Regions from separate parts of the Mus musculus genome. Here regions 2 and 3 are each linked to region 1. A link is a loop called in an ENCODE intact Hi-C map of the cell type or tissue named here. Cell type or tissue: heart. All regions are shown on one strand.

Region 1 (4,000 bases):
GCTGACCTTTAGGAAGTATATCCAGAAAATTGCACTTTGATGATGCTGGTCTTATTAATCACAACTGATTCTTCATCCCCAGCTAACCATCATTATTTGTCCCAATAAAGGTAGATTCTTAATCCAAATATCACAAGAACATCCCTGGTATCCCTCTGATACTTCATAATGTCTCTCTTCTTTCAATGGTATCTTTCATGTTTCCACAACTCATTACACTCTGAACACTGACCAAAAGCAACTTGTGGGAGGAAGAGATTTAGTTCCTCTTCTAGCTCTCTGGTCACATCCCTCAGTGAGGGAAATCAGAGAAGAAATTCAAGTAGGAGTTTGGAGGCAAGAACTAGCAGGGCCACAGAGAATGCTTATTGGCTTTATTACAAGCAAGGTCCAACTGCTGTGGGACCCTTTCACGTCCATTAGTCAAGAAACTGTTCCACAGGCCAATCTGATGAAAATAATGCCTCAACTCTTTCCTCTTCACAACCAAGTGACTATTTTGAGTCAAGCTGACATAAACTAACCAGCAGTTTGCCAGACAGGTGAAAGGGTGTTGGGTCAGGCACACAGGAGGACAGTCAATGGCTTTATCTTTAAGGGGGCAAAAGCCAGCCCGAGATAATTTTGGCTCCAAGCTTGTAATGTTCCAACTTTCTTCCATTGTGAAGTTACTATCCATCGACCTTGTACTATCTTAACAACTGGGTATGGGTTGGTTTTTCCTGACAACTCGTCGTCCACATTTTTATCAGCCTCTCACACGTGTGTTTTCTTCCTAATAAAGGTTAAGAGGCTATCAGAACTTCTGGTCAGTGTAACTGGTTATTCCAAACTGAGCTGGTTCAAGTGATGGGCTCAGTCCTAGCTTTCTTTGCAACACGAAATACTGGAAAACCGCTCTTGCCCAGGCTTTTATAGAACTCTCGATGTTTGAGGCCTGTTTGACGCAGACCTAAACGGTTTTGAGTCTTTGGCTTATTTAAAACGTCACATTTCAGGAGTGCCACGATCGATTTCTGAAAATCTCTCATTCTCCTTTACCATTAACGTAGGGAGAATGGTGCTATACATCATTGAGCACATGGGAAAACTGTATTGTTCGTATATCTGCTACAAATAAAATAAAAATAAAAAGCCAGACGCCTTTAATCCCAGGAGGCAGAGGATCTCTGAGCTCCAGGAGAGCCAGGTCTACAGAGTGAGTTCCAGGACAATCAAGGCTACACAAAGCCCTGTCTCAACAGAGAAAACGTGTAGGAGGGAGGCGGAGGGCAGAGTGGGGCGAGGAGAGCGACGGGTTTACTTTCGGTACTGTCCCAGTGACTCCGGGTGGACCGGGGGCTCCCAGTCCCCACCGCAGGTCAGCAGCGCACGGGACGTCCGGAGTGAGCATCTGCTCTCCGCGTGGCTGGCAGCACCGATCTCCTTCACCGTCGCCGCCGTTCTAGGACGTCCGCTGTCTTTTAAAAACTGCCGCGCTGCCCCCTACAGGCGCGGGCCAGCATTGGCACCGCCCCTTCCCTGTCAGGGCCGGGGAGGGGACACTGAACACCGAATTCCAAGGGAGGGGCTGCCTAGTCCTCGCGAGGCTTCGTTCTCGCGGAGGTGGCGGCGGCCGGCCGGCCGGTGGGGATGCGCTCGGAAGAGGGGGCCGGAGGCTTAGGCGCAGCCCTGGCTGCGCGGGGCCCGAGCTGGAGGGAGAAACTATCGAGCTCAGAGACCCACTGCCGCCGCGAGTCACCGCGGAAGGAGTCGGCGGCGCCTCCGGCCCCGACCCTAAGTGAGAGCGGGGCCGGCAAGCCTCGCGAGGAGAAGAGGACAGCCCTGAGCAAGGTGGGGGCGGGGCCCGCAAGTCTCGCGAGAGGACGGCTTCTAAGCCCCCCGGTGGGCGGGGCTTGGGGAGGGCGGGGCGGGTTGTTCATCTCAGGGGCGGAGCCTAGTCTCCGAAGTGATGCGGGCTGTTGCGAGCAGTCTGGACTAGGATTAGCGAGTCGGGGTGGAGCTGGGGAGCCGCGGTCCCCCGAGCTCCGGGGAACCTCAGGCTGAGTGGGCGTGGCGGGCGGCAGCACCTGAGTGAACGCAATGGTCATCCCAGGTGGTCCTCCGGCGTCTGCCCCCGGGCCTCACCAAAGAGCAGCTGGAAGAGCAACTGCGCCCCCTGCCGGCGCACGATTACTTCGAGGTGGTGGCTGCGGACCTCAGGTGAGGGCTGCTGCGGGACACCCACTGGTGAAGGATGGAGGACCCCGCGGGCGCTCGCAGTTGCAGTCCCCTCCCAGCTGTCAGTGCACGCCCACGTTAGGAGCGGGCAAGTCACCTCGTCAGCCCGTTACCATGCCTTCCTCGGCGTAGCTTTTAATAAACTGTATGATGAGCAAAACCGGACTGCATCCCTTACACACGTTGAGTCTGGAGTGTTTTCCCTAGTGAGGGACCAGTAACTGAGCCCTGAGAAGTGGAATCTCTCATTGCTTGCACCACCACCCAGCCAGAAGGTTCCCTGCCTGTGGGGATGCGAGCAACGCAGGGCTGACCTAAGCAGCAGATGTCAGTGCCACAGGAATTCGTGGGTTTTCCACGATACTTATTTTTATATCCTTTTATGGTATTCTTTCTCATTTGTGTCATATACGCTTTCCTTTGGGATACCAATTTTGTTTTGTTATTTTTTTTAAAGTCTATTCTAATAAAAATATGAATAATTAAATGGGTATCCTTTGAAAAACCACAGGTGGTTTTCAGGTGGCTGAAGTTTAGAAAAATGGCTAAAAGAACAGTGTGCAATTACTCGGTGTGCAATTCCGGTCCCAGCTTGTAACTTGCACCCTCTGTACGAACAACAGATTTCTCTAAACTTCTGTATTCTTTGTGAAATGGAATGGAATCGTTCCTACCTGTGAAAAGAGTTGTGTGTGAGACGGGGAGAATGATTTAGTTTTTCCTTGGTACGTGGTCTGACACCCATTCAAAATACAGCATGTCATCCATGAAGGAGCCTAGACAAGTCTCGTTCTTGTTCAGATGTACCAGAAATGGCTCTAAAAGTACCCATGGCATGGTGACTTCTGGAGTCTAGTATTTTACCCTTGGCTCTGTACAGAAGAGGCGGTCCTGGATAATTAAGGCTTCAGTTAATGGTTGCTTTATCTTCGGGGTGTTTTGTTTTGTTTTGTTTTTTTGCTAAGGAATATCCAAATTGTTAAAATTTACTGAGACGTGATTCTCGGGCATGAAAAAGTATTTGCTTATTCATAGGAGATAAGGCAGAATCAAGGGCCGTCCGTTTTACTAACCACTGTTGCCTCGGTTTCAGCCTTTATCCTCATGTCTACTCCAGAGCATACATTAATTTTAGGAACCCTGATGACATCCTGCTGTTCAGAGACCGTTTTGACGGCTATATCTTCATTGGCAATAAAGGTCAGTGAGTTTCAGTTAACTTCTCACAGCTAAAATAAGGTCATAAACTCTTACTGTCACGTCATGTGCTGACGGAGCTTATAAACTAAAGCATCCCAGACCTTCCATGAGATAAGAACGGGAGGGATCGTGACCTTGCTGGGGAGTAAGTTCTCACAGGCTCCTTTTCCCAATAAATGAACCTTGTGTTCCAAAACTAAGTTATCTTACGATGTTTGATGAAAGTTTTCTGGGCTATATCATACACTTATATTTAGGCCAGGGATCCAGAGCACTGGCCATGATTGCCATTTCTTGAAAGCGTGGTGGAGGGGCGTATGGTCATGAATATCAGGCATGGAGCCTGTGGCGCAGTCTCCCCTTCAGGGACTCTGCTCCTGAACTTTCTGGATCCGTTTCTTACGTTCCTCCTTCCCCGTCCTGTCCGACTGTCCTGTGTTAGATTTTCTGCTTTTAAGGTTTGTAAACATTCTGTAGGAAGTGCTTTCTGCCCTCCCCATCCATCAGTTTCCATCCATCCCCCTCCCCCAACTGAACGGTGTTCCTTCTCCGTCAGGGCAACAATCAGAAGATCAGGTTG
Region 2 (4,000 bases), 100 kb after region 1:
TAAGGATTTCCTTGGTCTGCTTTCAGCTCCAAGTCCCAGTCCTCATTAAAAAGATCTGCAGCCTGTTCCATGGGTGGGCAGGATGGACCCTCTGACAGCTCCCAGGCATACAACTCCCCATCAGCTTCCTTCTCCACTGCAAAGCCTTCCTCCTCAGAACTTGGGCCCTCGGCATGGGCAGGAATGTCAGCAGGGATGCTCTGAGCTCCACTGGCTATGAACAGACAGACAGTTTTTAAAAATGATAAACTGGAGGTCTGCTCATATGGTTAGAAACTTTCTGCCGGGCGTGGTGGCACACGCCTTTAATCCCAGCACTCGGGAGGCAGACGCACTTTGCGGATTTCTGAGTTCTAGGCTAGCCTGGTCTACAAAGTGAGTTCCAGGACAGCCAGGGCTACACAGAGAAACCCTGTCTCGGGGGGAAAAAAAAAAAAAAAAAGAAACTTTCTAATAGCCGTTTTCTAAGGAAGCAATAAAAAATCTACAGATAGTTCTTTCATTACGTGAGCACTTACTGACTGGAGTATTTAGTTTATATTTTAGAAATGAAGTTGATCATTTTTTCCAAGATGTTTTGTCATAAACAAGGCCACTCAGTCAGTACAGAGGGTATCGGCTTATAAAGGGGACATCTTCAGGTCGTTTACAGTGAACCCAATGGCCTCTGGCAGAGTGTACTTCCGCTATTCAAGCCCATGCCCCACTTTTCCTTTTGAAGCTTGTTAGATGCAAGTGCACAAAGGAAAACAGAACGGAGCCTGTCCAGTCCCCGTGTTCTTCCTCCTGAATTCAGGGAAGCCACACAGTAACGTAACAAAGCCTACAGAAGGACAGTAGACCTCCAAAACATGGGTTGCTATGGTGATACCAGGTCTGAGGAAAGGAAGCAAGTGGCCTGAGAACAGCCATGGTGTTAAGACTGTCATCACAGCTATAACACAATTCAGTGGAGAGCACGGAATCTGGAGACAGACTGCCTCAGGTCAGATCTGTTCTGAGCTGTCTGACACTGAAGGTAACTAACCCTGAATTACCACATGCTCTGGCAACTCCGCTTCAAACAGTGCACACTTCAGACAAGAAAAGATGTTCACTGCAGCACCATTCAGCCACCAAATGCCACCAGGGGATAAATGATCCACAAAGTGCAGGAAACCTGGTGGTGGGCGTGCTCAGTCTTGTGGGTGAGGGGTGCTGACGCAGGCTGCTACAGGAATGGACCCTGGAAATGTGCTGAGCTGGAAGAAGCAGGACGTAAGAGACCAAAATTTCCTTTACTGTGAATTCACACTTGCATGTCCATACCAGGTAATTCATTAGGGGTGGGGAGCTATCAGTAGTTAGGGGCTTGAGAACTAAAGAGTGGAGAGTGCTCCAGAGACAGGGCTTCCTTTTGGGGTCGTGACAACATCCTAGAGGTAGCAGTGACAGTTGTACACACTATCACAGAGCGGAATGAGCCAGGTCATATAGTTAATATAGTTAACAGGTAAAGCCAAGTCTATATCTTTTGCTGTATTTTAAGACTTTACTATGTACCTTAAGTTTCTCATTGGTGAAATAGTCCTCAGATTGTTGTGAGTTTATTTAGGGGGAAAAAAGGAAACACTCAGATCTGTGCCTGAAACACTTAGCACCTACTCTGATCATACCCATGCTGTCTGTACCCAGGCTGTATAGACCAGTGCTACCCAGTGTAACTCAGTACATCACAGAGCTACACAGTGGCAGTGTCATTACAGATCTTCTCATTCAACACGACGAAGTACCCTACTTTAAAGATAAAGCCATCTAGAGATGAAAAAGGCAAGCCCAAGGACTACAACCTGGGTCTGAAACTGAAACAGTCTTCCTAGCTACACACACTAGATGCTTTTCCTCCCAGTGAAATGGGGTGGTTTGGGTCCACGGTCATCCAGTACCTCCTCGAAGCTTCTAAACCAAGAGTCCCGCTGAGACAGTGGGCAAAGAAGGTAACTCAGTGGCTAAGTGGGTCAGCTAGCAAGAGAAGATAGACAAGACAGCGGGACTGTGCTGTCTCCATCTCTTCCAATGGCCACCCCAGCCCCAGTCTCTGCCGTCTACTTGCCTAGTCGATCCACGGCCAGCTCAGTCTCCGTCTCCCGACCAGAGAGGTCAGCTGTGGCAAAGCCAGCCTGTGGAAGAAGAAATAATTACCAGGAACTTGGGTAGTAGGACATGTCACTGCTTTGAAGCTCCAAACCCGCCCACCCATAATGCCCTGCACGATGTAGAGTTTGCACACCCTTCTGAGGACCTGGCAAGGCCTCAGAACAGGGCCTGTAGGCTACAGGCATCACCCAGGAACACTTCTCCGTTCTGACCGCTGGGAGTGCCCTTTTGCGGTGCCCAATGGACAGCTGTCACAGCTGTCAGTTTTGCTCTCAGCCCCAGGCCCTCTTCAGAAGTCTGGGCAGCAGGACTTCTCCAAGCTCAGAGACCCTAGAGCCAGATGGGACAGCTCCCTGGTCTCGGCTTGTAACCTCAAGTCTGTGTGTAAACTCTTTCCTCTAAGTCCAAAAACACTTTAACTGCTCTAACTTCTCTTTTTTCCTGGCCAGGATTGATAGTTGTCTCCTGAACCTGCAACTTCTCTGCACACCTTTGCCCTTCTCAGGTCTTTATGTCTAACAACTCCTTCCAACACAGCCATTCCACAGCGGTCCACGGGAGAAGCAGCCTGAGTTCTACACACTGGAAAGAATACCTAACCCCGCCCCCCCCCCAATGCCAACCAGGTAATTTTGCGGCCTGTTGCCTCAAAGTTCCCCAAACTTTACTCCCCCCAAGGTCTCTCTGCAGTGGAAACAGTAATGTCCAGGGCTTGGATGATCAGGCTGATGTCAGTTGTTGCCCCACCATGCACGTAGGCTGTGACCTTTAGATACTGGAATGGCTGTTCTGATCTGGCAGGGGTCGTATGATGGAGGATATTTATAAAACATCTAACATATGTTGGAGACGTAGCTCAGTTGGTCAAGTGTCTGCCTAGTGTACACAAAGCTACACACTGATTTTTCCAACACTACATAAAACCAGGCATGGTGGGCCACTCTGTAATCTGAGCATTTAGGAGATAGGTGCAGGAGGATCAGAAGTCCTGGCCACAGAGTGAGCCCAGCTCCTGGGCTACATGAGACCCTGTCTCAAAAATATTACAATAAAGCCAACAATAATAACAAAACCACCTGTTAGACTGCAAGAAGTAACACTTCTTTGACTTAAATTGCAATATTTATTTTATTTGTGTATATTTGTGTGTGTGTGAATATACCAGGAGGATCCCCTGGAGAGGGAGTTGCAGAGGGCTGAGACATCTGTTGTGGGTGCTAAGAGCCAAGCCAAACTCTGTAAGACCACCATGGCTGTCTTTCCAGCCTTCATCCTGCATGTAAATAAACTGTACTTAGCACTCACCCTAATTACCGTTCATTATCTAGTCACCCCTGAGCTTTAATGACTCTATCTCCTGTAGTCCGTGATAACCACAGACCACTGCTGCCCCCTATGGTGCTGGACCTCTTACTTGAACCTCACGCCTATCTCCCTACTCCTGCTCACCCTTCCACTTAAAAGCTTCGCGAGCCCTCCACTGCCATCACAGACCAGCAATGCCATTCATATTGACTCTCACGTTCCTTTCTGTAAGAAGCCTGCTCTCCGACCCAAGCTCCAAGGCCATTTGCCTTGCCCTTTCTCATATCCAGACCTTTGCTGGGCCTACCCTCTCACCCAAGAACATCCTTTCCAGATCCGCCCTAACAACATCACTCTCCTATTTTGCAAAAGTGATTTTCTTTGCAAATCTATTGGTACTTGAATAGCAGCTTCAAGTACCATCACTGAGGCTCTGGTAAGCGTTCTATTCATTCATCCAATTAGGATACACCAGGCATAGGTGCGGCTTCTGGGAAACAGGATGTCTACAGTCAAGAAGCTCGCAGTAGGTGGATGCAATACGGGCAGGTCATGGGGA
Region 3 (4,000 bases), 87 kb after region 1:
TCTTCTGGGGTGTCTGAAGACAGCTACAGTGTACTTATGTATAATAATGAATCTTTTTTTAAAAAAAGAAAGAACAGTCTTATTAGTATATACGTAGACTAATAGTGCCAACATCCTAGGTTGCTTTCTGTTGCTGTGATCAAAAAACACCTGTGGGGAGGAAAGGATCAATCTCATCTTACAGGTTATAGTCCATTGTTGAGGGAATTAAGGGCAGGAACTCAAGCAGAAAACACAGAGTAGAGCTGTGTTCTAGCTTGTTCCCAAACTCACAATTCAGTTCCCTTTCTTATACAGCAAAGGCCTACACACCTAGGGACAGTACCTGCTACCGTGGGCTGTGCTTCCCACATCAATCATAAATCAAGAAAATGCTCCACAGATGCCTATTAAATCACTATGATGGAGACAGTTCTTCAGGTGAGGTTCCTGTATCCCAGGTGTGTTAAGTTGGCAACTAGTGTAGCTTACATATCCACTAAGCTCACACATGTTCTGTGTTGGAGTTTTAACATAAAACATATATCAAAGTGTATTTTTAAGGGACTATCAAGACCAGGTATGGTGACTCGATGCCTTTCGTCCAAGAACTCGGGAGGCAGGGGAAAGTGGTGCTCTGTGAGTTGGAGGCCAGCCTGGTCTACATGATGAGTTCCAGGACAGCTAGGACGGCCTAGAGACCCTGTGTCAAGAAACAAAGCAGGACTGTCCATAACTAGTATTAGGTCTCCAGGAAGAAAGTGGGAGGGAGTAGGTGCGGATGCCAGAGTGCACCAGGGACCAGCGCGCAGACTTTTAGAGTCTTTTTACAGTTAGTGTTAGAAGTGCTGGAATCCACACTGGAGTCTAGGCACATTGTTCAGCAAAGACTCAAGAGTCAAGCCCTTGAAGAATTACTTTCAAGAAAGGGCATGGACTTGGGTTGGTGGGAAGGATCTGGGAAGAGTGAGGGATAGGAAGTGATCAGACTATACTGTATGAAAACTATTTTTTTTAATTGAAAAGAAAAACCTCAAAAATGCTTATAAAATTTGAAAAGAAGAGTTACTCTGAGCATTTTTCTCTATTGTAAAACAAAGAGGTTGAGCTCTTAGTCCTTCTGGTCTTGTATTGATTGCTAGCTTCTCAGTGTGTGGTACTGCTGACAAACACTTTGTTCCAATTCATGATAAAGCATTTTATAAAATGTTCTGGGGCTGGAGAGCTGGCTCAGCCGCTAAGAGATCTTTTTGTTGCTGTAGAGAACCCAGGTTTAATTCTCACCACCTACTTGGTGGCTCACAATCGTCTGTAGCCTCAGTTGAAGGAATCCAATGCCCTCTTCTGACCTTCATGAGCACCAGGCACACACTGTGCACAGACATAAATGTGTTCAAAATACTCACACATAAATAAATCTAAAAAAGTAAGACTTTTCTGTATTACCCATAGTTTCCCTTTGTGACATATTGATATTCATAAGTGATAATGTTTAAATACTGCTTGTCAACATGGTGTGCTTTACGTATTTTCCCAGCTTGCTCCGATACCCTGCCTCCATTCTTTCTATTGCTAATAATTGAGTCAGGCCCTTGGCCTTACCCATGCCAGGCAAGTGCAATTCCATTAAACTACACCTCTTACAAAGACCCTTAAAAGTATTTTTATCTACTGGGTGGTGGTGGCGGCATATGCTTTGGGAGGCAGAGACAGGCAGATCTCTGAGTTCAAGGCCAGCCTGGTGTACAGAGAGAGTTCCAGGATATTTAGGGCTACATGGAGAAGCACTATCTTAAAAAAACAAAAAACAAAAAAAAAAAAAAAAGAATTAAAAAAAAAAGTTTAATAGTAAGATAGCTGTAATGGATTACTTGACATGGTGGTACACACCTGTAATCTCCCCTTGGCAGAATGAGGTGGGCGATCTACCTGCAAGTTTGTTTGTTTGTTTTTCATTTATTTATTATTTATTCACTTTCATCTCAGTAGCAGCACACACTCAACAGAGCATTCTTGGAAACTGTAGGGCTGCCCTACAGTTGATGCAGTTGATGTGTGGATTACAGATGCTCGCTAGGGGTCCTCAGCTGATTGTGCTGGCTTTCCTCTGCTGTGTCTGCGTCTGTCCTTTGCCAGGCTCTGCTTTTTTGCCTGATGTTAAGCAGATCCTGTTAGGGCTGAGTTTTCTCAGCTGGGGTTTTTGGTGCTTTATTTCTGAGACAGCTTTTCTGTGTCCCAGGCCTGGAACACAGTGTGCAGCTGAGGATGACCTTGGGCTTCTCACCCCCTTTCCAGCTCTTGATGTCTTGACACGAGCACACAGGTCTCCTTTGCTTATAAAGTCTGCGTCGTCACAGAGCAATCTGAGGACTGATCAAGTACTTTCTGAGCACACAGTGCCAGGGACAGGAAAGGGCTACAGGGGTGAACCTGGCTCTATGAGAGCTGAGCTGTCTGGGGTAACTAGGATGCTGACTATGCATCTGACTAGGTTTGAGGGAATTGAAAGGAAGGACTGCCTGTGCTTTAGGGTGACCCCTCTAAAGGGTGGATGGGTTGCCTGTTGGGTAACAAAATGGACTGTACAGAGGAAAAAAACCACCTTTCTTTAGTTCCATCTCTTGAGAACCAGAAGAAGGGAGAGTCCCATGAGTTCAAGGCCAGCCTGGTCTACATGGCAAGCTCCAGGACAGTCCTGGGTACCTAGTGAGACAAAACAGCAATACTAGTAATAATGTATTATATAATATATAATATATTTAATATATAAGTCCTAATAAAATAGGACTTACAGAATTTAAAATGTTATTCTTGTGTTCACTGATTTTGAAATAAGGGTGATCCTGTAATTTTTAGAAGCTGCAATCTGTGCTGCTCACTGAGGGCTCAGAAAGAATGTGAGTATGGTTGCACCATTGCCTCCATCATACATGTGTTCAGCAGTGGCCAGTACTTTTGCTAAATTGTCCCAGACAAACCTCACTTGGGTTCTCGATCCACGGGCAAAAGGGTTCCGGTTACAGGTGGGCAAAGAAGTCAGGGAAAGTGGAGTGACAAACAGACTCGACACAAGGGAGTGTGGATCTGAATGTAATTTGTCAAAATGAGCATCATACTTTTTTTTTTTAAGATTTATTTATTATTATATGTAAGTACACTGTAGCTGTCTTCAGACACACCAGAAGAGGGAGTCAGATCTTGTTACGGATGGTTGTGAGCCACCATGTGGTTGCTGGGATTTGAACTCTGGACCTTCGGAAGAGCAGTCGGGTGCTCTTACCCACTGAGCCATCTCACCAGCCCGAGCATCATACTTTTTAATACAGATGAAAATAGGGAAGTTAGGTGACACGCTGGCAAGGTACAATGAGGTTACTGGATTCTTACACAAAACAGGAATTCAAACATGGAAGGACTGGCAGGAACCAACTGGGATAAAATTCAATGTTAACAACTGGGATCAAAAACAGCTCTACCTAAGGTCCACTTAATCTTAGAAGCCAGGGGCAAGGGCCCTTGCCATAGCTCCTACTCTAGTCTATTGTATAGTCCACCTTCCCCCTAGGCCATTGTAAATACTGTGTATGGGTATAACTCAGCTATCTATAGTTCTAAGTATCTACTCTGGTTCCTCTTTAGGTCACAAACTTCCTTCTTCCTAGATAATGGTAAATTTCTGTGTAGGGCAGTGACTTAGCTATCCATGCCCAAGGTCGGATCAAGGACTGCCTAGAATCTAACTTAGCTATATGTCAAATAGAGGCACTTATAATAAAGCAATATTAAGGGAAAGCACACAGATCCGTTTACCAACTAAAGCAAGGACATTGGAGTATTCGTTATACAGGATGCCACAATTCCAGGAGACTAAGTTTCCGTGAACTTTTTTGCCTCGGGACAGTGCCCAGGTTTTCGGGGACCTGTTGTGCTTGTCACTACTGGAATGGATGTAGCACTAAGTAGTAGAGTTATCCTTTAATGGGAAGTAAGATTTATTTTTAGAGACACAGTCTTACTGTGT

What was found. Peaks named below come from ENCODE experiments on the same cell type or tissue, not always from the same donor. Only the 100,000 strongest peaks of a DNase experiment are listed, where the experiment ranks them.
Region 2: it touches region 1 in a loop (2.5-fold over the local background); 17 of 42 quality-filtered maps call a loop at or near these places.
Region 3: a loop joins it to region 1, with 2.6 times the contacts of the local background. A loop is called at or near these places in 16 of 42 quality-filtered maps.

What each region holds. Positions count from the first base shown.
Region 1 is chr8:13,784,052-13,788,051 of GRCm38, forward strand. It overlaps Upf3a (UPF3 regulator of nonsense transcripts homolog A (yeast)), which reads left to right and starts at 1,564. Exons shown (of 9, transcript NM_025924.2): 1 at 1,564-1,833; 2 at 2,096-2,202; 3 at 3,314-3,420. The coding sequence starts at 1,633. Gm46032 (a long non-coding RNA gene) reads right to left here and starts at 1,005. Exons shown (of 2, transcript XR_001778519.2): 1 at 1-1,005. In heart, CTCF peaks have their summits at 1,490 (motif pointing left) and 2,171 (motif pointing left); DNase peaks (open chromatin) are centred at 1,550 and 1,850; H3K4me3 peaks cover 1,941 bases; H3K27ac peaks cover 1,712 bases.
Region 2 is chr8:13,885,668-13,889,667 of GRCm38, forward strand. It overlaps Coprs (coordinator of PRMT5, differentiation stimulator), which reads right to left. Exons shown (of 4, transcript NM_025556.3): 2 at 2,093-2,159; 3 at 1-214. Among named protein-coding and RNA genes, the nearest start is that of Coprs, 2.6 kb to the right of the region's middle. In heart, CTCF peaks have their summits at 2,344 and 3,530; no DNase peak of the experiment used is centred here; H3K4me3 peaks cover 506 bases; H3K27ac peaks cover 188 bases.
Region 3 is chr8:13,870,897-13,874,896 of GRCm38, forward strand. All of the region lies in intron 1 of Champ1 (chromosome alignment maintaining phosphoprotein 1), which reads left to right. Among named protein-coding and RNA genes, the nearest start is that of Champ1, 3.3 kb to the left of the region's middle. In heart, a CTCF peak has its summit at 2,057; no DNase peak of the experiment used is centred here.